2 separate regions of the Homo sapiens genome follow, and region 2 is linked to region 1. A link is a loop called in an ENCODE intact Hi-C map of the cell type or tissue named here. Cell type or tissue: prostate gland. All regions are shown on one strand. Each heading gives the region's core, and the rest is flanking DNA. Links, peaks and the distances in the headings are about the cores only. Region 1 overlaps TMEM18 (transmembrane protein 18). Region 2 holds the start of LOC105373480 (a long non-coding RNA gene).

Evidence for each region. Peaks named below come from ENCODE experiments on the same cell type or tissue, not always from the same donor. Only the 100,000 strongest peaks of a DNase experiment are listed, where the experiment ranks them.
Region 2: it touches region 1 in a loop (3-fold over the local background); 22 of 110 quality-filtered maps call a loop at or near these places.

Annotation. Positions count from the first base shown.
Region 1 is chr2:662,335-672,575 of GRCh38, forward strand. TMEM18 (transmembrane protein 18) reads right to left here. Exons shown (of 5, transcript NM_152834.4): 4 at 7,423-7,516; 5 at 1,543-7,341. The coding sequence ends at 7,246. Among named protein-coding and RNA genes, the nearest start is that of TMEM18-DT, 9.9 kb to the right of the region's middle. In prostate gland, for the core only: a CTCF peak has its summit at 5,234; DNase peaks (open chromatin) are centred at 5,197, 6,437 and 6,977; H3K27ac peaks cover 1,586 bases.
Region 2 is chr2:732,904-746,059 of GRCh38, forward strand. It overlaps LOC105373480 (a long non-coding RNA gene), which reads left to right and starts at 6,582. Exons shown (of 5, transcript XR_007086128.1): 1 at 6,582-7,047. In prostate gland, for the core only: no CTCF peak of the experiment used is centred there; a DNase peak (open chromatin) is centred at 7,778; H3K4me3 peaks cover 1,449 bases; H3K27ac peaks cover 1,310 bases.

The DNA.
Region 1 (10,241 bases), core at 2,242-10,241:
TGTGCATGAGTGTGAGCTTACATGCACAAGTGAGAGTGTATATGTAAACCTGCACTGTGTACGTTGCGTTGTGACATGTGCGCATGTCTCTGTGTGTTCACGTGTGCACGTGTCTCTGTGTTCACATGTGTGCACATGTGACTCTGTGTGTTCACCTGTGTATGTATTTAGGTCTGTTTCTGGACAGTAAAAACTGACTTTACAACTGATTTGGGATGTGGTTAACCTCATTCAAATGAACACAGGAAACCGAAGCCCTGTGCTTCCCGGCTCATTCCCTTCAGCTCCGGGTGACGTTCCTCAATCAAAAATATTAGACTTCTCTTTCTGAATAAGTGACAGAAATTTTCCCCAAGCAGCCAAACAGGGGCCTCTGGCATGGTGCTGTGGTGCCCTCTGGAGGGTTAGTGGAAAAGATGTCTTTCTCAGACAGAACGGGGAACGAACTGGAAAAGCTCTGCAGAGCCAAGGAGGTATGCGGCCCCAGATCCTGACGTTCCCCTTTCACAGCTCAGGAGACCAACCTGTGCAGGATCCACGACTCTGGCCCCACGTCGGGCCGGGCATCTCTTTCACGCAGCAGCTACATGTCACATTTCCTTTTCTCTATTCTGGTCCTGGAGTGAGCAGCACAGGACGCATTCTGTATGCTCCACATCATTCTGGGGATCAGATCAGCACCACCGCATCGCCAGCCCCACCAAAGCCGTTAACAGACGTGCAGTTTAGGGAATCTAACACATATCTTTTGATCCTTACAGTGATCTTATAAATAACTATGTCGAGTATGCCTATATACCTTTCCTGAAGGGAAACTGAAATTCGAGGCCATCATCACCATGTCCAGTGAGAACCAAGGCTCTTATAAAATTGATCATGTTCTGTGGTCATCACAGGAAGTGTTTTCACTCGGAATCTATCGTCAGACATGTCAGTACCTCTCAAGAGTTCTCATGAACACATTTTTACAATGACCACGTATTAATGTGCAGAATTCCACAACAGCTTGCAGCTGTTACCCTGGAAAATCCACTAATTGCATACGTATTTCAATGTGCTGTCGACATAAAGGTGACGCCCTGTAGGATGGGGGTCATAAACCTGCCAGGACAATGGTGAAGACTTGGGAGGGTAAGAAATGAGAAAGCGCTGTGTGCCCTTGAAGCAGCCGGGAAACCCGCATCCACCCAGGCTGCACCTCCACTCCCAGGCTCCGCGCTGCTTCCGGTCTGTTGTTCTGCTCAGGACTGTGATTGCAGCGGGGAAGCCTCTCACTCACCCAAGAGCCCCGTGTGCGGCCTAGGGTTGGTGGGAGACACAAACCCATCCCAGCCCAACCTGAGGTCATCGGTTACAAAGGACAGTGGCAGGGAAGTCAAGGCCCCACAAATGTCCACTCAGTACTTTTCAGAACTTACATGCTTCTAATATGTGCCAGGTATGCTTTGAGAGACTCTTGGATGGACTTTCTTGTATTGTCAATATATAAGCTGTCTGAAATTTATTATTTGATTTGTCACATCAGTAACTTACAGAGAAGAATTTAAAGAGCAAAAAAGCCAACATGAGTAACTTTATTTATAAAGGTGTCACAGTTCTTGGCAAGTAAATCCATTCCTAGGTAAACCATGGCTTCTGGCTTCAAATTCACAATTCCTAAGGTCCCCCTTTTTTTACCTGGATGCTTGAGCAAAAGGATATTCGGTTTGGAGGCTAGAGAAGGAAGCAATGATGCTGCCTGGGTATTTCACAGGCATTTGTATAATAAATGAAATGAACTTGGAAAGCATTTAAACACCAGCCACCCATCAGTGTGAACTAAGTAACAGGTGAAATCATAAGGATGGCACAATGTGTTTGTCGTTGTAACTTGTTTAAACTAACTTCACTGTTGTGAGGTTTTCACGGTTCTTCTCCGAGGGTCACTTGTCAGCTTGGGAGGAGGTGGAACCTCAGCTCTTCACAGTTCCTGATGATACATAAAGCAAAAAACTGTTTGACTTTCTAAAACCTTTTCAACACAAGCCAAAGCCAAACTACAGACTAGTAACACATATTTCTGCCCTATATGTGTTACCAATTTTAACACATAAAATTAGAAATAGGTTTTTTAAAGCCCATATTGCAAAACAAAGAAGAATACGAACAGATTATTCACTAAAAAAATGCAAAACACCAACAATCATTTGAAAAGCGTTAAACCTCACAGGTAACCACAGAAGTACAAGTTAAAACAGTGAGATAAAACTTTCACCTATTACTCAGAAAAGTTTCTTTTTTTACGTTGCTACTTAGTGCAGACAAGGATTTCAGGAAATATGTACAACCAATATTGGCATATGCTTTCTGAAAATTGATTTAGCAACATTTACCAACTGTCACATAAAAGTTATATATGTTGACTAAATTTCACTTGTAAGAATTTATTCCAAGTCAATAGTGGAAATGTAGGCATGTGAGGTTGGAGATTTCTGTGTTGCTGTTGTCAGTAAAACAATTAGAAAAACTCTGCATCTCTAATATCAGTAACTGGTTACGTAAATTCAGCCTATACCCCTACAATGTGTTTACTATGCAGGCATTGAAAATAATGTTATATAGTGAAATAGCATCATGATAATAGGGACTACATTACTTTATAGAAGATAGACTTACAGAAAAAAGGGGCAGCAAATTGACACTTAACAATTTTCTCCTGTTCCAAAGATATCCAATGTTATATAAGAAATAACCAAACATGGGTAAGGCAGAGGAAAGACCAGCACATGGAGGGCCAAGCTGTGAGTGAGTTGGGCTTAGGGATCCATAAACCCAGAGATGCAGACGCCCAGCTCAGATGGAGCATCACTCCCACATACAACAGAACCCAGAGATGCAGATGCCCCACTCACTCCGATAGAGAATCAACCCCATATACAACAGGATCCAGAGATGCAGACACCCCACTCACTCAGATAGAGAATCAACCCCACATAAAATAGAACCCAGAGATGCAGATGCACCACTCACTCAGATAGAGAATCAACCCCACATAAACTAGAACCCAGAGATGCAGATGCCCCATTCACTCAGATAATCAACCCCACATACAACAGGACCCAGAGATGCAGATGCTCCACTCACTCAGATAGAGAATCAACTCCACATACAACAGGACCCAGAGATGCAAACACCCCACTCACTCAGACAGAGAATCAACCCCACATAAACTAGAACCCAGAGATGCAGATGCCCCACTCACTCAGAGAATCAACCCCACATAAAATAGAACCCAGAGATGCAGATGCACCACTCACTCAGAGCAACAACCCCACATACAACAGAACCCAGAGATGCAGATGCCCCACTCACTCAGATAGAGAATCAACCCTACATACAACAGGACCCAGAGATGCAGATGCCCCACTCACTCAGATGGAGCATCAACCCCACACACAACAGGACCCAGAGATGCAGATGCCCCACTCACTCAGATGCAGCATCAACCCCACACACAACAGGACACAGAGATGCAGATGCCCCACTCACTCAGATGGAGCATCAACCCCACACACAACAGGACTCATGGAGGCAGTCACCCAGCTCACTCAGATGGAGTGTTAACCCCACGCACACAAAACCCAGAGATGCGGATGCCCAGCTCACTCGGATGGAGTATTAACCCCATGTACAACAGAACCCCGAGATGCAGATGCTCAGCTCACTGAGATGGAGCATCAACCCTACACACAACAGGACCCATGGAGGCAGATGCCCAGCTCACTCAGATGAAGCATCAACCCCATGCACAACAGGGCCCATGGAGGCTGACATCCAGCTCGCTCAGATGGAGCAGGAGCTGCTGAAGGGTGTTTTGGCCCAGGACTGGAGCAGAAGGCAGTAGCCCTGAGGCTTACAGAGCAGACCCTATGGCCACATGCTTGGACTTAGGCCTCTGCTTGGCTGCCTGAAGGCTGCAGGGAGCTCCTTCTCTGTCCTCAGGTTCCTTTCAGGGCCTGTGCCAGTCAGCGCCTCCCCTGGCATAGGTCTTGTGCAATTTCTAATGACAGCATGATTCGGAGACTATAATAGCTACACCTTCCCCCAAAGCGAGGAAAGATCTAACTGTACAGGCCGCTGTGAAACTGGAACATCGGAGGAAGAGGAGCTAGAAAGCTTACCAGGCCGATGAGGATGCTTGCTGTCAACTGTTCCAGCCCCACTCGGAACAAGCTGCCACCAACGCATGGCACCCACAGCCTGCGTGGGCCTCGCCGCCCCATCCTGCCTTCCCTGTGCAGCAACCAGGGCTTGGAGACATCTTCGCACCATCCTGGGACTGGGCAGCGCCACCCCCTGGGTGCTCTTCTCTGCCCTGGCTCGCTCCCTTCCTGCCTCCGAGAACTCTGCATGTGGAGCCCAGCCCCGTCCTCCCCAGGACCGACTTGCTGGTGTAGTCGACCAGCAAGAGGGGCTTCAGTAAAGAGGGGAAGGCTGCACTGAAAACATGTTCTGGTTAACTTGGTGAAAGAAGAAGGGTGCTCCACTGAAATCCAGACAAGGAAGCCTGAAGTTCTTTTCCAGGGAAAAGATGCTTGGGCCTGACCGGTATATCTCTGACGGCAATTCTCGTCTGTCTTTAAGCATCCCACTCAACTTCGCGCCACTGAAGCTCCTTACCCTGAATTCCACCCCCAGCCCTTTTTTTTTTTTTTTAACATTTATTATTTTGTAAAGGGCAAGAACATGTTAACATTTCCTTGCCACTTTACTTCTCACAGAAGCTAGCCATTCAGGTTGCATATTGCTTTCTGATTTGATATACATTATCTGTGCAAGTAGACTTTCTTCTACTGGCAAGGACACAATTGCATTTGTTTGTTAAAACTCAGCACCAGATGCTGCAGCAAAGGGACCTGCCAGCCAAAGGTGGAGCTAAGTTCCAGGTGCTCCTGTTTCCAGTTACAGTAAGGTGCAAAACAAATACCATTTTTTTGAAAAAAACAAAAAAAAATACTACATATTATTAAAGATGTATTTTATTGCATAGCAATCGATAAACGTAAGGTGTCACAGGTTTGGAATGTGAAAAATAATTTTGATCCCAAACCTCCTTTCCTGTACTTTATCAGTAGAGTAAAAACATTTGTTCTACTTAAACAGATGAAGCTCTCCAGTGAGTCATCCACATTTATGGAGCCTGAAACCAGTGTGCTCTGTGCAACCCCCAGTGCTTTAAAGTGGGATTGCACCTGTGCTTTCGTAAATTACTCAACTGCTGATCATTTTGGCTTCTATGACTTTCCCTAAAATGAGGACAACATATCAAGACAATTGTTAACAATGCACTTTAAGGCATTGAATATAAACTTACTACACAGTTAAAAATAAAGTGAAGGTTGTTTTTACAAAACCAAAATATAACTGTTCCAAAACACAGACACACACATGCAGAATGAAAATCAAAGACCACACGTCATGGTTTCACACTGACATGTCATCAGCATCAAATTCATGCAAAGCTAGCAATACTGTTACACTACTTTATCACAGGCAAACTGAGATTCAATCACACGGCCCCATATTAAGTCCAAATAACATATAGATGTTTAATTAGTCTGTTCTCACACTGCTATAAAGATACTACCTGAGACCTGGATTACTTTATAAACAAGAAGTTTAATTGACTCAGTTCCACATGGCCGGGGAGGCCTCGGGAAACTTACAATCATGGCAGAGGGAGAAACAAGCACCTTCTTCACAAGGCAGCAGGAGAGAGACAGTGACAGCAGGGGAAACTGCTGTCTTTAAAACCAGCAGATCTTGTGAGAACTCCCTCTCTATTATGATAACAACATAGGGGAAACCACCCCCATGATCCCATCACCTCCCATCAGGTCCCTCCCTTGACACATGGGGATTACAATTTGAGATGCAATTTGGGTGGGGACACAAAGCCAAACCATATCAGATGGTGAAAATGTTATACTAAAAATGCACAGTCTCTACAAACTCCCTGGTTTCTTTTCTGTCAGTGAAGTCAAATATCTACACAACGGCCCTGGACAATGCTACAGGGAGGACACATTACCTTAATCATCTTTCTGTCCCACTTCTCAGCCACAAAGGCCCGAGAGGGGCATGAACTTGGCTGGTGAGCTCTGCACCTCAACATTCTCTTCCCAGGCTTGTCTAATCAAAGATAACTGTTCCAATTACATTTTGAATTGGTAACTTTCAGAAATGCACAATTAGGCATGCTATCCAGATACAATGCACAATCAGTATTCCCTTATTGAACACCTATTTTTAAATATCTGGGTCTCTAACCACCTGTCATTCTTAAACTACAGGTCCACATTTGACAGGAACCAAGAGCCACTGGGCAGGAGCTATTTTATAAAGTGGATATTGCAAAGTAACAGTATGCCTGTCCTAACAGAACTGGGAGCATTGTGTTCCCAAGCACCTAAATCAACAGAACACCAGGACATTAGGAAAGACACGCTTCTCCATGGAGTGTTGACTTCAGGGCTTCCATTCTGTTTTCAGTAAAGCAGCCCATAACTTTGCTAGAGAGGGCCTAGCCTCTTGTGAATTGGTTCATCAAACTGAGATACAACGTATTTTCCAAGAGCTTCCTTCCAAGGTCTCTCTGCCCCAGCACAGCTGACATTTCATGTCAAGTCATTGTCTGTGATGCGGCTGACCCAGGCACACAGGATTTTATGCATCACCCCGGGCTCCACAGGAGAAGCCAGGAGCACCACCCCCTCCAGTGACAACCAGGTGTCTCCAAACTTTGCCCCATGTCTTGGAAGGTGAAAACACCCTCTACTGCGAACTGTGGCATGCACTAGAAAACACAGCACGAGGAGGAGGGCATGGTGCCCATGTACAGGTGGCACTGTTTATTATTGAGTTTCATATTTTATATTGTGTATTTTATATTTATAATTAGTACTAGTTACACATATGACATGGACTTCTTCAAATCAAATTCCCAGTTATGAAGCTCTGCAGAGACCGTTCCCACAGCCTGACTACAAAGATCAGGCACCTGAAGACGCATGTCCTGATGGATACATTCAGTGCTGGCTGAAAAGCCAACTTCAGTGTGTGCCCTACCACTGTGGATATTTAAATAAAACAACGGTTTTTCAAACCATGAGTCAGCTGGAAGGATGCCCACGCCACGCACACTGCAGCACTGGGAGCTGCACTGGGTGGACGGGAAGGACGCAAACTCCAAGCAGCTGCTGCCCCTCAGTCTTCTTTCCTTCTCCTTTTCTTTTCCTTTCTTCTCTCTTGTGCATTCTTCAGGTCAGTCATCACATTCAAAGTCTTCCATACCCACATAACCTAAACACAATTGTTTGAGACATGTTTAGATTTGAAAAACATACACATGAAGAAAGACAACTGAAAGTGTCATCTACGTACCACAATGATCATGGCATTCACCAGCAGTGGGGCTGAAAATACTATAGAAATGAACATCCCCCTGGAGTCGAAATACTGGTATTTCGAAAATAATCTGTTTAAAAAACAAAAACAAAAAATTACTAGGCAATACAACCAAAAAGTTCTAGTGACACCGTCTATTTAGATAAGACTTTGGAGAGAGCTGATGTGGACTGAGGTGGGAGCAACACCCTCACTGGGCCCACCCTTGGGAGCAGCGGTAATCTCCACTGTACTGTCCCAAATGCAATGAATGCTCATTATGAAGAAAACACACTGGGTCACAGGACAGGGAGACACCACCCAGCAGCACAGGAAAGACCCCGAGGCCTCCCCCAGCAGAGAGACGTCACCCTGCAAGCCCTCTGGGTCATCAGCAGCACATCTGACCTTAGCTGGAAGACACTGATGACTTGAAATCCTTAAAACCTACAGAGTAACAACGTCAATAATCCCCTCCCCGTAAATGACAAAGGGACAGCAGCTGCGTCTGCTCCACAGCTGCACTGGGAAGGAGTGGTGCCGGGCCCTTCCATCCCTTTGGTTCTCATAGCAGGTCCTCTTGCTGTCAGTGCCAGTGCCTCTTTAGCAGAAGAGACTGAGGAAGGCGGAAGATCTCCACCTGCACAAAGGTACAGCGCCAGGGAGGGCAGAGGATCTGCACGTGGGTGTTGATGATTCTCTCAGCAGCCAGCACAGGAAATGCCATCAACAAAGCTAGTAATGGTGGGCAGTGGGTCAGCGCCTTGTGAGCATGGGGCTCCTGCCTTGCTGGCGCTCACAGCTAGTAATGGTGGGCAGTGGGTCAACACCTCATGAGCATGGGGCTCCCGCCTTGCTGGCGCTTACACTCTATACCATGGGAGGCCCAGAAGTAAGAGGCAGCCAGTCCAAGCATGTGGCGAGTGCTGCTACAGAGAAATGTGAAGCCTGTCGGGGGTGAGGGGGCCTCGTGGAGTCGTAGGCACAGCCATGAACGGCTGGGACAGAGCTGGCAGGAGGCCGCAGGGCATCACTGCAGGACTCCGCGTTTACTCTGGGGGAGCTGGGGACACTCTGGAACGTTCTGAGGGGCAGTGCTTGGCTCTGAGGCCCACGCTTCCCCAGGATGCCCAAGAGGCTGGGCAGTCGGGGGACGGCTTAGGGACCGCTGCATGTCAGCAGCGGGTCGGCGAGGGTGGGGTGAAGGGCATGGAACACACTGGGCTCGTGGCTGATCTTAAAGGTGGAGGGACGGAGCTTCCTGAACAATGCCCTGTTACGTCTCTGGTCTAAGAAGCTGGAGGGAGAAGCCGCCCCTACGAAGAGGGGGGAGCAGAGCAGTCGGACTGAAGTGTGAATTTTGAGATGTTTGTTAGACGTCCTGGTGCCCAGTCCAACAGGTGGGACAGGCAAGAAACCCAGCGCTTTTGAAACCAGGAGATCTCGGAGAAGCATGAAGACAGGAGGCTGCGGCCAGAGGGAAGGGAGGGGCCAGAAAGGTGCTGCACCCTGGAGCTGGGTGTGGGAGGGCTTCGGGGAGGATGACCCTGTGCCAGCCTCTGGACAAGGTCAGGGTCACCAGGGACTGAACACCCCTCCTGGGACTGAACCATGTGAAGGCCCTGCATCCGGGAGGAGAGGCAGGGTCCTCCTGGGACTGAACCATGTGAAGGCCCTGCATCCGGGAGGAGAGGCAGGGTCCTCCTGGGACTGAACCATGTGAAGGCCCTGCATCCGGGAGGAGAGGCAGGGTCCTCCTGGGACTGAACCATGTGAAGGCCCTGCATCCGGGAGGAGAGGCAGGGTCCTCCTGGGACTGAACCATGTGAAGGCCCTGCATCCGGGAGGAGAGGCAGGGTCCTCCTGGGACTGAACCATGTGAAGGCCCTGCATCCGGGAGGAGAGGCAGGGTCCTCCTGGGACTGAACCATGTGAAGGCCCTGCATCCGGGAGGAGAGGCAGGGTCCTCCTGGGACTGAACCATGTGAAGGCCCTGCATCCGGGAGGAGAGGCAGGGTCCTCCTGGGACTGAACCATGTGAAGGCCCTGCATCCGGGAGGAGAGGCAGGGTCCTCCTGGGACTGAACCATGTGAAGGCCCTGCATCCGGGAGGAGAGGCAGGGTCCCCAGTGAGCCGCTTATGGCTAAAGAGAGGGCAGGGAGGAGGGAGGGCAGAGACAGTGCTGCAGGGACGCTGTCGTGGAGGGAAAGGCTGAGCAGGGAGGAGCAAGGCAGGAGGAGGCCGAGTCAGGGGAGGGTTCGGGAAACCAGGCGGGGTCTAAGCAAAGGATTTCAGGGAGTGCTCAACAACCCCTTTCGGTGAGGGCCCAAGATCAGTGTTCAGGGCTTATGGGCCACAAGGCCACAGTCTCAGCTCCTTCCTGCTCAGGGTCTGGCAGTTTTACTTTTTTTCTGTTTTATATTTTAAAACGTAAAAGCCATTTTTAGCTCACAGGCCACTCAAAAACAGTCCGTGGGTCTCACTTGACAGAGGCTGTGTGGTTCAACCTGGGCAGGTGCTGGGTTCCGAGTCCCCTGGGATGAAGCCAGGGGTAGAGGAGGGGGCAGAGGACGCAGGGCCAGGGCTGCCAGCGGTGCCCCCCGACATCAGGATGTGGGGCTGGGGATGAGGCAGGCAGGTGCCCCAGACCACCCAGAAGCCCCCTACTCAGGTCCAGACTCCCCATGGAGCAGCCACCCTGCAGTCCAAGGGGGAGGGCATGGCTGAGGCCAGCGCGGACCACGTTCTCTAAAATGCTGCTGTTTCTATTCTGCAGCTCAAATTCCCATGGCCACTTCTCTGGCTCTGCCATCAG
Region 2 (13,156 bases), core at 2,880-10,879, 71 kb after region 1:
GGAGTCACGGCACAGGGGGGGTCACGGCACGGGGGGGTCACGGCACGGGGGGAGTCACGGCACGGGGGGGGTCACGGCACGGGGGGAGTCACGGCACGGGGGGGGTCACGGCACGGGGGGGGTCACGGCACGGGGGGAGTCACGGCACGGGGGGAGTCACGGCACGGGGGAGTCACGGCGCGGGGAAGTCACGGCACAGGGGGCACCAGGAGCTGCTCTCCAGGGACTCTCTGCTGCCCTTGCTCAGGGAAGGGGCTTGCGGGGACATGGAGGGAGGGCGCCAGGCGGGGCCACAGCCAACTGGGCATCCGGGACCTTCTGGTCTGCCTCATGCCTTGAGGCCAGTGGTGGGTTCCTCAGAGGCTCCCAGAGCTCCCACATGGGTGATCCTTGGGAGCAAATCTCGGAGCCTCAGCCACCCCCTCACCCGCTTCTCCCACGCCCCCTGAACCCATATTCCTTCTACGAAAACCCCATGACTGTTGTGATGTTCACAGTGGCTTTGTTTAGCCAGAAAACCCAGAGTGATGCAGACAGTACACAGAGGTAGCGAAATCAGTACATAGATTCATATTATTTGTGATTTATTGTTCCAACCCCTAAAATAACCTCAAAGACAATGGGGCAGGCAGATCATTGCCACCCCACACATGCCCTTCTCTGGATGGTTGGCAGCTGTGTTTGTGTGGGTTTGTGCAGAGGAGCTGAGGCTGCGGATGGAGGGAGTGGAGGTTGCTCCTCAACATGCTTGATGTAGGGGAGACCACACTGGGTTGTCCACATGGACCCAGCGCAGCCACAGGACCCTGCAGCCACACGGGGAGCGTAGGGGCGCTCAGGGGCTGCTGGAGCTGGAGGAGAGGCGGGAGCCCAGGATGGTGAACGCCTTGGGAAGCTGGAAACCCTGAGAAGCAGCTTCTGCCCAGAGCCCAGAAGGGAACGCAGCTTCACAGTGCTGGACTTTAGCCCCCAGGAGCTGCATCAGGCTTCCAACCTACTGAGCAGAAAGATGATAGATTTGTGTTGCTGCAAATCACAGTGTGTGGTGATTTGTCACAGCAACCATAGAAAACGAATGCAGATGGATGGTCTGCTGGTTTTAAATTTTCACTGTAGCGTGGCCATGGTTTGAATGTCTGTCCACTCCAAAGATCTCGTGGAAACTTAATCCCCAGCATGGCAGCATTGAGGGAGGACTTTAAGAGGTGACTGCATCCTGGAAGCTCATGAATGGATTCCTCCATCCATGTAAGGGAGGAGACCACCCCCCATATTGTCTTATGCCTAGTTTCTGCCTCCAAAGAAAGAAGTAAAAACTAAAAGGCAGAAATGAAATCCACACACAGACAGCCCGGCGCTGCGCCCTGGGCCTGGTTAAAGATCGACCCCTGACCTAATCGGTTATGTTATCTATAGATTCCAGACATTGTATGGAAAAGCATTGTGAAAATCCCTGTCCTGTTCTGTTCTGTTCTGTTCTGTTCTGATTACCAGTGCATGCAGCCCCCAGTCCTGTACCCTCTCCTTGCTCAACTGATCATGACCCTCTCATGCGGCCTCCCTTAGTGTTGTAAGCCCCTAAAAGGGACAGGAATTGCTCACTCAGGGAGCTCGGTTGTTGGAGACGTGAGTCTTGCCAAAGCTCCCAGCCAAATAAAACCCTTCCTTCTTTAACTCGGTGTCTGAGGGGTTTTGTCTGTGGCTTGTCCTGCCACACATGGACTCATGGACTAATGGGTTGCCATGGAAGAGGGACTGGTGGCTTTCCAGGAGGAGGAAGAGAGACCTGAGTGAGCACTTAGCATTCAGCCCGTGACCATGCAATTCCCGCGCCGCCTCTGACTTGGCAAAGCCTCCATCAGCACACAGTTCCTCAATACATGCAGACCCCAACCTTGGACTCCTCAGCCTCCGTAGGTGTAAGAAACAAATTCCTTTTTAAATAAATTACCCAGCTTCAAATATTCTGTTATAAGCAACAGAAAATGAACCAAGAGTATAGTTAGAATCGGTTTGTATATGCCGTGATGTTTTAGTTGTAAAAGGAAAATTGATTACATTATTGACAGCAGTAACACAGCATGTATGTAAGGTCTTATATCAACACCCTTATTCTGCATTATATTTTCTGTGATTGTTGCAATTTTTTTGTCTTTTGATTCTTGGAATGAGCTTTCTTTTGTGTGTGAGGACTGTTTTCTTATTCCCATCCACAACCTGGAGCTCCAAGTGCTGGACTCTCTGCCCAGCTGGGCCCAGGATGCTCTGACTTTTGTAGCAGCTGCCTGGGGATGTGCTTTGATTTCACTGTGTTCCCTGAATTTTGTGTTAGAAATTTAACCCCTAAGTCACATGTTAATGATATTTGGAGGTGGGGCCTTTGAGAGGGAACTGGGACTCCATGAGGTCATCAAGGTGGGGCCCCCCCGAAGGGGCTGGTGGCTCTGGAAGTGAGGAAGGGCACATCTCATGGCTCCTGCCAGGCCATGGCACAGCAGGAAGGCCCTCCCAAGATGCTGGCATCTCCCTCTCAGATGTCTCGGCCTCCAGAGTGTGAAGGTACCTCAATTCTGTATAAATTACCCAAACTGCAGCATTCAGTCATAGCAACAGAATGTGGACTAAGACAAGACAGGGGGTTGGCAAACACGACCTTTTGTAAAATGTGCACAACACATTGTAAATATTTATGGCAAGCAGAATCGTTTTATGATAACAGAACCGTTGGTCATTTGTGCTGGAGACTGTGTGAATTGGACACATTCCTCTCACTGGGAGAGTTAGGAAGCTTCTGCTTAAAATCCCACCTGAGCCTGTGAGTCTTTGCCCTGCAGTCATTGCTAGCAGCTGAGGGAAACCATGGCTTTAATGACCCACAACCTGGCATGTCTTTGTCTTTTCCAAAAGAGGCCCTGGGCTGGATTCCCCCTTGGTTCCTGAGGGGTTGACCTCATGGCTTGGAACTGCAGGAGAGGCAGGAGTGGGCCCCTGGGAGGTGAATCAGGGAGCTTGTTTCACGCCTCCCCACCAGTGACTCCCCTGGATTCCCCCATGAGACCACGTGTTCATCCCGTCTCATCAGCTGCAGAGCTGGGGCTCAGCGACCTGTTCTGGTTTGCACTTTCCACCTCCAGGGGCCTCACTTCCCCTGAACTGTTCTGGTTTGCACTTTCAAACTCCAGGGGCCTCACTTCCACTTCCCTCATCTTACTTTTTTGGGATTGCACCCCCAATACAAAGTCAGCAAATCCGCTGAGCTCCAGAGAACTCAGGATAATTTACTGTCTTTCTGTCTACCTATCTATCTTAATATCTATCCATCATCTTTCTATGGATTTATTTATCATCTAGCTTTCTATTTATTATTTACCTATCATCTATCAATCTTTCTTTCACCTATTTATCCATCTATCATTTATCTATATGGTATATATCTATTAATCATCTATTTATTCATTTATTATCTATCTAGCCATCATCTATCATTTATCGATTATCTATCTATCTATCTATCTATCTATCAATCATCTACCTACCTATTCATCCTTAAACAATGTATTGCTCATTTTGCTGTTTATGTTGAGGCACAAAAGTATAGTTCTCTATTTTTATGTGTTTATAACATTATTTAGCATAAAATACCCAAGATGTTATCCATTCTACAAGTGATTGAAGGCCTCCCCAACACTGGATTATTAAAAGCAGCGCAGCTGTAAACATTCCTGAGCCATGTCTGGGGCACACATGCAAGGGTGTGTCTAGGGTTTGTATCTGCAAGTGAGTTTCTTGAGTCTTAGGAGATGCACCTGTCCACTTTAGTAAATAACCGAATCACACCTTCCCAGAGTCCCTGCCCCAGGAGAGCTTGAGGCTCCCTTTCCTCCACTTCCTCGCCAATGCACACTGTGGGCAGGAGGTTTAATGTCTGATGCGGGGGAAATAGCTTTTTTGGTTTTAGTTGGCATTTTTCTGGTTGCAATGTCATTGAACATCTTTTCAAACACTTATTGGCCTCTGTTTCCTTGTATCTGGAATGTATGCACATGCATGTCTGTATATTTGTGTGTATATGGGTGTACACACACAGTGCTGTGTTTCTATTCCAGATTAACTCCCAGTAATTATTTTTATATTCTCAACAGTAATGCTTTGTCAGTTATATGTCATGCACTTATCTTCTTCAATCTGCAGCTCAAATATTTCTTCTAATGGTGTTTTCTGATTAATAGAATTTTCTATTTTTAATGTGCTAAGTCAGCAAGCTCTTAATGCATGACTCATGCTTTTTTATTTGAAGAAATATGTTTCTATCCTCAGCTCATAAAGATATTTTCATACTTTCTTGCAGATATTTTAGGTTTCCTTTCAAATTAAAATGCCTATTATATGTGGAATAAATAAATGCAAGATAAGATGTAGGAATCCAAGTTAATTTTTTCAATATTGATAACCAGGCGTTCCAGCACTGTTCACTGCAGGAACCTCTTTCACTCACTGATATACAATAATATGTCTGCGCTACATTGTTTGAATGTATGAGATGCTCAATTCCTAGTGTTCTATTCTGTGTTCTCTAATCTGTTTGTTTCCCCTCGTGCTGTGACTAGGCAATAGTGATTTCTATTACTTGATACCTGGCAAAGTAGTTTCCTAACCTTGTTCTTCTGAGATACGCCGGGGCAGGTTTTGATCCTTTACTCTCACATACAAATCGTAGAATCAATTTATCTAGTTCCATTATCAATCCTTTTGGAGTTCTTGAATTGTTGTTTTTATATATCATTATGGAGAAATGAAATTTCATGCTGTTAAATATTCATATCTATCAACTTATAGCCCAGGCAGGTGTGCAATGGTGCAATCTTGGCTCAAACGCAACCTCTGCCGCCCGAGTTCAAGCGATTCTCCTGCCTCAGACTTCCACGTAGCTGGAATTACAGGCATGTGCCACCATGCCTGGCTAATTTTTTATTTTTAGAAGAGACAGGGTTTCTCCATGTTGGTCAGGCTGGTCTCAAACTCCCAACCTCAAGTAATCCACTCGCCTCAGCCTCCCAAGTAGCTGGGATTACAGACGTGAGCCACTGTGCTGGGCCTTATCTTTCCACATTCTTAAAAAATGTCTTAAGTAAAAGTCTTATTCTATTTAAAACCATTCCTGTTATTTCTGTTTAGATTTGTTTTAGGAGCTTTAGAAATTTTATTTGAGGTTAACTGAAGATATAATTCGTGATATACTCCCTTTAGACCAGAGAAAGAAAAAATGGTTAAGACATTTTAAAAATACTATATGTAAATACTATGTGAAAATTAGCTAATGTATGAACTTAGTTATAGAAATGCAAGTATACTCTGTAGATGAGATGTCCAATTTTCTAATATTTGAATTATCTAGATAATTTCATGTATTCTACCCCGATATGAATTACTTGTTTTGTATTTTGTTACTTTAAAATCTATTCATGTGTTATAGCACTAGTTGGTGATTTTCTAAAGTAGTCATTAATTTGTAACCAATTTATCTGTATCAATTTAGGAATGTGTTGAAATATCAGAAAAGGAAATCTGCTGTGTTTAAATGCTGTATGTCTTGGATCAAAGATTTACAATTTAACTGTACTATATATTCACACATATAATTAGAAATAATGGAAATAGTATAGAATTAATTTATTTCTATCTTATCATCAACTGAACCATTGTTTTTAAATGTCAGGTTTTACTAATAATTTCTATTTTCTTTTGTGCAGTCTGTAAACATCCTGCATATTTCAAGAGTAATAGAAACATCAAGTTTGCTGCCTGGCCTCAGGGCTGGGGCAGGGCAGGTGTTTTTACAGACGCCTCCTACGTCTGTGGTGAATCTCTCAGGCATTTGCTTGGTTACTATAAACCTTCGGTGTTTCTAGAGTTCTGACAAAGTTGATTCTGACCGTTTTGCTCAGTTTTTTCAGTGATTCTGTGAAGGGACAGACCTTGGATTTTCCTCTCTGCTATTTTTGCAGACATCAGTGATTCTGTTGATCTTTGGTCATTACACAGTCCTTATTTTCCGGAATACACAGCCTGATCACAGTGTGTTATTCTGATTTAAAATTTCACTGTATGGTGATTTGTTAAACTGTTTAGCTATTTTTACATTTCTTGGGAAATTTTGGAAAATTTCCCCCAAAAAACAACTTTTTGGGGAAAAATTAAATGATAATTCTTTCTTGTAGTGAACTCCAGGTTTCAGCATCCATGCTATTCTCTCCCCAAAACATTAGGCGAGAATCGTTTCCTCTTTTCCTATCCTGGGAAGATGAGATGTGAGCTGAGCCCTATTTCTTTTACACACTTAGAACAATTTTTCATGAAAGCCATTTAGACCTGGATTTTCTTTACCGCTAGGCTTCTAATTATGTTTTGCTTATAATTTACATTATTTTAAATTAACAAATCATAATTGTATGATATTTATGGAGCACAATGCGATGCTATGACGTATGTTTTCAGTGTAGAAGGATTAACTCAAGCCAATCACACACTGCGCCTCACATACTTGCTGTTTTGGGGCCATAGATTTGAAATGTGTCCTCTTAGTGCCTGTGACATACACGTGCGTCATTGCTGTGCAGGAGGCAGGGGAATGGGGGGCCAGGGAGTGGGGAGCTGGAGTCACAGGACCCAAAGTGACAGGTGCATGGAGGAATGAGCTTTTTATTTATTCATTACTTTCATGTCCCCATGCAGCAGTCACAGAAAAAAAAAACATGTAAGTAAGAAAAATTTTGAATGTAAACTAGAGAGTAGTTAGTGGCCCTATTGTAGACTAAATAATGGCCTCCTACAGATACCCATGTTGCAGTCGGCGGAGCCTGTGAATGTCCCTTCCACGGACCCTGCAGGTGGGCTCAGCGAAGGGCCTGAAGATGGGAGCTGACTGTCCTGGGGGGTCCACTGGAATCGCAGAGGGCCTCGTCAGAGGGAGGCAGAGATCGGAGTGAACCAGCCGCAAGCCAAGCACTGCGGGCACCAGGAAAGCTGGAGAGGCAGCGAGGATCTTGGGTTAGAGCCTAGTGAGGGGGCGCGGCCCAGCCAGGAAGGCAGCCAGGATCTTCCCTCAGAGCCTAGCGAGGGGGCGCGGCCCAGCCAGGAGAGCTGGAGAGGCAGCGAGGATGTTCCCTCAGAGCCTGGCGAGGGGGCGTGGCCCAGCCAGGAGGGCGGGAGAGGCAGTGAAGATCTTCCCTCAGAGCCTGGCGAGGGGGCGCGGCCCAGCCAGGAGAGCTGGAGAGGCCCGGAGGATCTTCCCTCAGAGCCTAGCGAGGGAGCGCGGCCCAGCCAGGAGAGCTGGAGAGGCAGCCAGGATCTTCCCTCAGAGCCTGGCGAGTGAGGGCGGCCCAGCCAGGAGAGCTGGAGAGGCAGCGAGGATGTTCCCTCAGAGCCTGGCGAGGGGGCGTGGCCCAGCCAGGAGGGCGGGAGAGGCAGTGAAGATCTTCCCTCAGAGCCTGGGGAGGGGGCGGGGCCCAGCCAGGAGAGCTGGAGAGGCAGCCAGGATCTTCCCTCAGAGCCTGGCGAGGGGGCGCGGCCCAGCCAGGAGAGCTGGAGAGGCAGCGAGGATCTTCCCTCAGAGCCTATCTAGGGGGCGCGGCCCAGCCAGGAGAGCTGGAGAGGCAGCGAAGATCTTCCGTTAGAGCCCAGCGAGGGGGTGTGGCCCAGCCAGGAGGGCTGGAGAGGCAGCGAGGATCTTCCCTAAGAGCGTGGCGAGGGGGCGTGGCCCAGCCAGGAGAGCTGGAGAGGCAGCGAGGATCTTCCCTCAGAGCCTGGCGAGGGGGCGCGGCCCAGCCAGGAGAGCTGGAGAGGCAGCGAAGATCTTCCGTTAGAGCCCAGCGAGGGGGCGTGGCCCAGCCAGGAGGGCTGGAGTGGCAGCCAGGATCTTCCCTCAGAGCCTGGCGAGGGGGCGGGGCCCAGCCAGGAGAGCTGGAGAGGCAGCCAGGATCTTCCCTTAGAGCCCGGCGAGCGGGCGCGGCCCTGCCTACACCCCGACTTCATCCCAGTGAGGAGGACGTCGGACTTCTGGCCTCCAGAGCTGTGAGAAAATACATTTGAGATGTTCAAGCTGCCCAATGTCTGGTCATTTGTTACAAAAGATATGGAAAATCAACGCACCAGTAACTGGAGAAAATTGATCACGACTGAAAGGCAGTGGGCAAAACGTACTGTTGTAGGTCAGCCCAGACCAGAAACTGTAAGTCTATCAAACAGGCGGAGAAAAGCGGCCACCGTTTTATTCCTCAAGAATTGCACAGTGTTTATTTAAGTCAGCAACCCTGTGGAGCAGATTTAAATTTTATACAATTTCTAGACATACGGCATGCACCCACACGTGTATAATCATCATGCATGCATTATGTATGCATATGTGTGGAGGGACATATGCCAGTGTACGTGTGGGTGGGTACAATGAGAAAAGATACAGGGTCTTTAATTATGGAATTATCCAAGTTTCTATTCTTCTCAGAAATCACCATAATGTTTTGGGAATTCTCCCAGACTGCTTCTTGCACTGAAAGTTGTTCAAAATTCTGTTAGAAATTCTCTATATTTTGTCTAAAAATATGCTTCCCATATTGATGTGATACAAGTGAGGAAGAAATTACAAAATATTCACTGAGTAAAATAGCAATTTAAATGCATTGAATTAAATTGAGGACCTGAAAACCTAAACACAATTTTTCCATTGCTTGGTTTATGTGAAACTGGACCTGGAGGTTTTTGTTTTGTTTTTTCCTTCCCCGCCAAAGGAGGAGAGGGTTCAGCTTGGTGCATTGGAAAAGTTTTGTAAAATTATGTCTTAATGGTTTCTGTCAGATTTGGAAAGAATCATTGGCAGTCTAGGGAAAAGTGGATTTACACAAGGTACCGAAATTACCAGGTGATAGAGAAGACGTTTAAATTTGTGGGCCCTCACTCTGAGTTGAGGAAGGGGCCCCTGGTGTTTTTACGACGCACACTTTCTTACTGCTGTACCTGCTGTGGAATCTAGTGAGATTCTAAGTAGTCCTATTTAATTGTGAGTCAATAGTGACTTGCTGGGTGCGGTGGCGACTCCCACGGCGGATGGCTGGGTCGAGAGCACATCTTTATTTTCTCTCTAGATCATTCTTCTTCCTATTTTGATTTGAGAAAGGGAACGTGAGAATTAGGTCAACCAGAGTGTTTTCCCAGTAAGTGTTGAGGCAGGCGTTTGCAAGGAGCAGTATTGGAAGCGTTTCCGGAGTTTTCCAGTGTGTTCGGGTTTCACCTGCATGTCAGGGTTCGTCACCGTCACAGGAACCCTGGGTCATTTTGCCAACTCAGTAGAACGGGGCTAAAATGTAAGAGAAGTAACTTTTATTTTGAGAACATGCTCAAAAGTCTAACAAAATGCACACAGGGGATACAGAAAATAGAATGTGGCAAGGTGGGAGTCTGTGGAGGGAGTGGTGAGTAAATTGTAATCCGTCTTGGAGACCGTTTCCAAGTTTACACTACGTGAAGCGGACGGGGTTTGTGATGCACACAGGGCACAGCCCCCAAGCCCGGGTTCTCCATCGCTTAGTGGGAATGCAGCCTCTGTGTGGTTTCAAGAATGGACATCTGAGTTCTGGCCTGTGTCCATTTCAACATATTCACTGTTTGAAAGTGAATATTCAGTTTGACTCGTTTAATTTCAGAAGCACTGAGAACTGAACTTAGAACAGAAGAGCACTCTAAATAGAGAGAAGAGAGGAGATTGTTGAGGCAGATGGAAAGCATCACAGGAGAAGTGTGTGGCCCTCGCCTGTGGAGGTGAAGCTCCAGCAAGGCTCCATCTTGAGTTTTTTTAAATTTTGAGTAGTAAAGTGATTCACTAGATGGATTGCTAAAAGCAGTTCCCATTTTATGTTTTCTTTCTTTGGTATTCCCAAAATGCAAAAAAAGTATGTCTTAGGGCCGATATCCCCTTTTGAAATTACATCGTTAGGATTTCTGCCATCTTTGGAACCAGGTAAATATTTAATCCAGAGGTGTATCATGAAACACAGGACAGTGACTGAAGGAGAAAAGAGGTGTTTTCTGGGAAACAATTTTATGTAGCTAACTTTAAAGAAAGTCAGTACTTAGAAGTAAAGGAATAGTCCTTAGACTACACATCACAACTATAATCTATAAAACAATAAGCCTATAAATTAGACTCCACCAAAATTAGAAATATTTGTTCTGTAAAATGCCTTATTAAAAGAACAAAAATAAGATCTACAGATGGGGGAAAATACTTGCATATACCACATCTGAAGGAGGGCTTATCTGTGAAATATATAAAGAACTCTCAAGATGCAACAGTAAAATATAACAATCTAACTAGAAAATGGGCAAAAGATTTGGAGAGATATTCCAACACAATTAATACGGGAATGGCGAACACATGAAATGACTGCATTGTTACCCACTAAGAAAATGCAAATTAAAGTCATAGTGGGGTGTCACTGTATGCTTGTTAAAACAGCTCAAATAAAAAGAAAGACACATAAGTCCTGGTGAGAATGTGGATAAACCAGATCTCTCTTACACTGCTGGCAAGAATGCAAAATGATGCAGCCACTATAATGAACAATTTGGCACATAACATAATTATTTGAAAAGAAAAGACAGAAAATAGAGGTAGACAAAAAGCATTATTATAGATAAAGAATGCCAGTACATACTAGTAAACATGAGACCCACTAGGAATGATAAACAATTCTAAATATTTTCTCATCTAATAATATCACCTCAGTATGTTTAAAGCCCACAGATTGATAGAATTCCATGGTTATATTAATCAATTGTCACATTGGGGAGATTTAAATATCCCTCAATTTTGATAATAAAAGATAGTCAAAAATACAAGACTTAAACAAGGCAATTAAAACTTTGATTTATTGGGCATACAAATCCAAATTAGAGAATTGATTTTCTAAAATCCTTAAGAATACTATACAAAATTCACTATGTATTTTGCTATAATACAAGATTAAAAGGATGTTTCTGAAAAAGTGTACTTAAAGGACAATAACTAAAGATAAATGAAACCTCCTATTTGGCAATTAAAATAAACTCTTCTACACGTTAATCAATCATAAGATAGACACAATGGAAAATTTTAAGATGTAAGATTTGTCTAGCAATGAAAATACTATGTATCAAAAGCTGTTATATTTAGCAAAAGCATTATTTCAAGTAAAATGTATAATTTTAAGCATTAAATGCTGATGCCAAAAAAAAAAAAAAGACAAAGACTGGAGATTGGTAAACTAAGCATCCAAAGGGTGACATTTGAAAGAATCACAGAATCACAGAATATATACTAAGTAACAACTGTGGGATATGCCATGACAGCATTTTTAACCAGTTTGACAATCTGCTTCATGATTGGCATGTTTAGACATTTTCATTTAATCACTTAGAGGGTTTGATTTTTTCCATCGCAAATTTCATCCACAAATATCATTTCCTTTGTTTTCTATTTACTTCAGTTGTTCTTCATGATTCTTTCCTCTTTTCCGCATTCTTTTGGATTGAACGTTTTAATTGTTTTATTGTGTCATTTTTGTTGACTTATCAGTAACCTTTTCCTTCCATGTGTAACCATATTGGGATCTATGACTTTCCATGGGCAGCCATCAGGTGACCTTCGATGAATTCCCTCCCGGATGGGAGGGTCATGGTCGCCCTCTTCCCTTCTCACCTCCGGGATGGGAAGATCATGGTTGCACTCTTCCCTTCTCGCCTCCTTGTGTGGAACTTACACAACCATTGTGGATTTTTAATTTACACTCCCACCAACAGTGTAAAAGTGTTCCTATTTCTCCACATCCTCTCCAGCATCTGTTGTTTCCTGACTTTTTAATGATCGCCATTCTAACTGGCATGAGATGGTGTCTCATTGTGGTTTTGATTTGCATTTCTCTAATGACCAGTGATGAGCTTTTTTTCATATGTTTGTTGGCTGCATAAATGTCTTCTTTTGAAAAGTGTCTGTTCATATCCTTTGCCCACTTTTTGATGGGGTTGTTTGATTTTTTCTTGTAAATTTGTTTAAGTTCCTTGTAGGTTCTGGATATTGGCCCTTTGTCAGATGGATAGATTGCAAAAATTTTCTCCCATTCTGTAGGTTACCTGTTCACTGTGATGATAGTTTCTTTTGCTGTGCAGAAGCTCTTTAGTTTAATTAGATCCCATTGGTCAATTTTGGCTTTTATTGCAATTGCTTTTGGTGTTGTAGTCATGAAGTCTTTGTCCATGACTCTGTCCTAAGTGGTATTGCCTAGGTTTTCTTCTAAGGTTTTTATGGTTTTAGGTCTTAGGCTTAAATCTTTAATCCACCTTGAGTTAATTTTTGTATAAGGTGTAAGGAAGGGGTCCAGTTTCAGTTTTCCACATATGGCTAGCCAGTTTTCCCAACACCATTTATTAAATAGGGGATCCTTTCTCCATTGCTTGTTTTTGTCAGGTTTATCAAAGATCAGATGGCTGTAGATGTGTGGTGTTATTTCTGAGGCCTCTGTTCTATTCCATTGGTCTATATATCTGTTTTGGTACCAGTACCATGCTGTTTTGGTTACTGTAGCCTTGTAGTATAGTTTGAAGTCTGGTAGCATGATGCCTCCAGCTTTGTTCTTTTTGCTTAGGATTGTCTTGGCTATATGGTCTCTGTTTTGGTAACTTGGAACATTTTTCTCCAAGCATCTGCTTTCAGCATCTTTCTCCATCTTTATGGATGACAATTACCAATATATCAGGTTGCTTGGACTTGTCCACAGATCATGATGCTCTTTTCTTTCTTTCTGTTTCTCTCTCCTATAGCATCTTTTTTTTCTATGTACATTGACTGTGTGTACTTTGTGTTTCATTGTGGTTAGTTTCTTTTGCTGTGTCTCCAACTTCATGCCTATATGCTTCTGCAATGTGTAATCTGTTGTTCCTCCCATCCACTGTAGTTTTCATTTTAAACGTTGTAGCTTTTTTCCTCTAGAAGTTGGGTTTGAGTCTTTTATATATCATGAGTGTCTCTACTTAACTTTTGGACATACCTAATTCAGGTATAGTAATTTATAAATGTATTTGATAATTCTATATCTGTGTAAATCCTGGGTCAGTTTTTATGAATTTAATT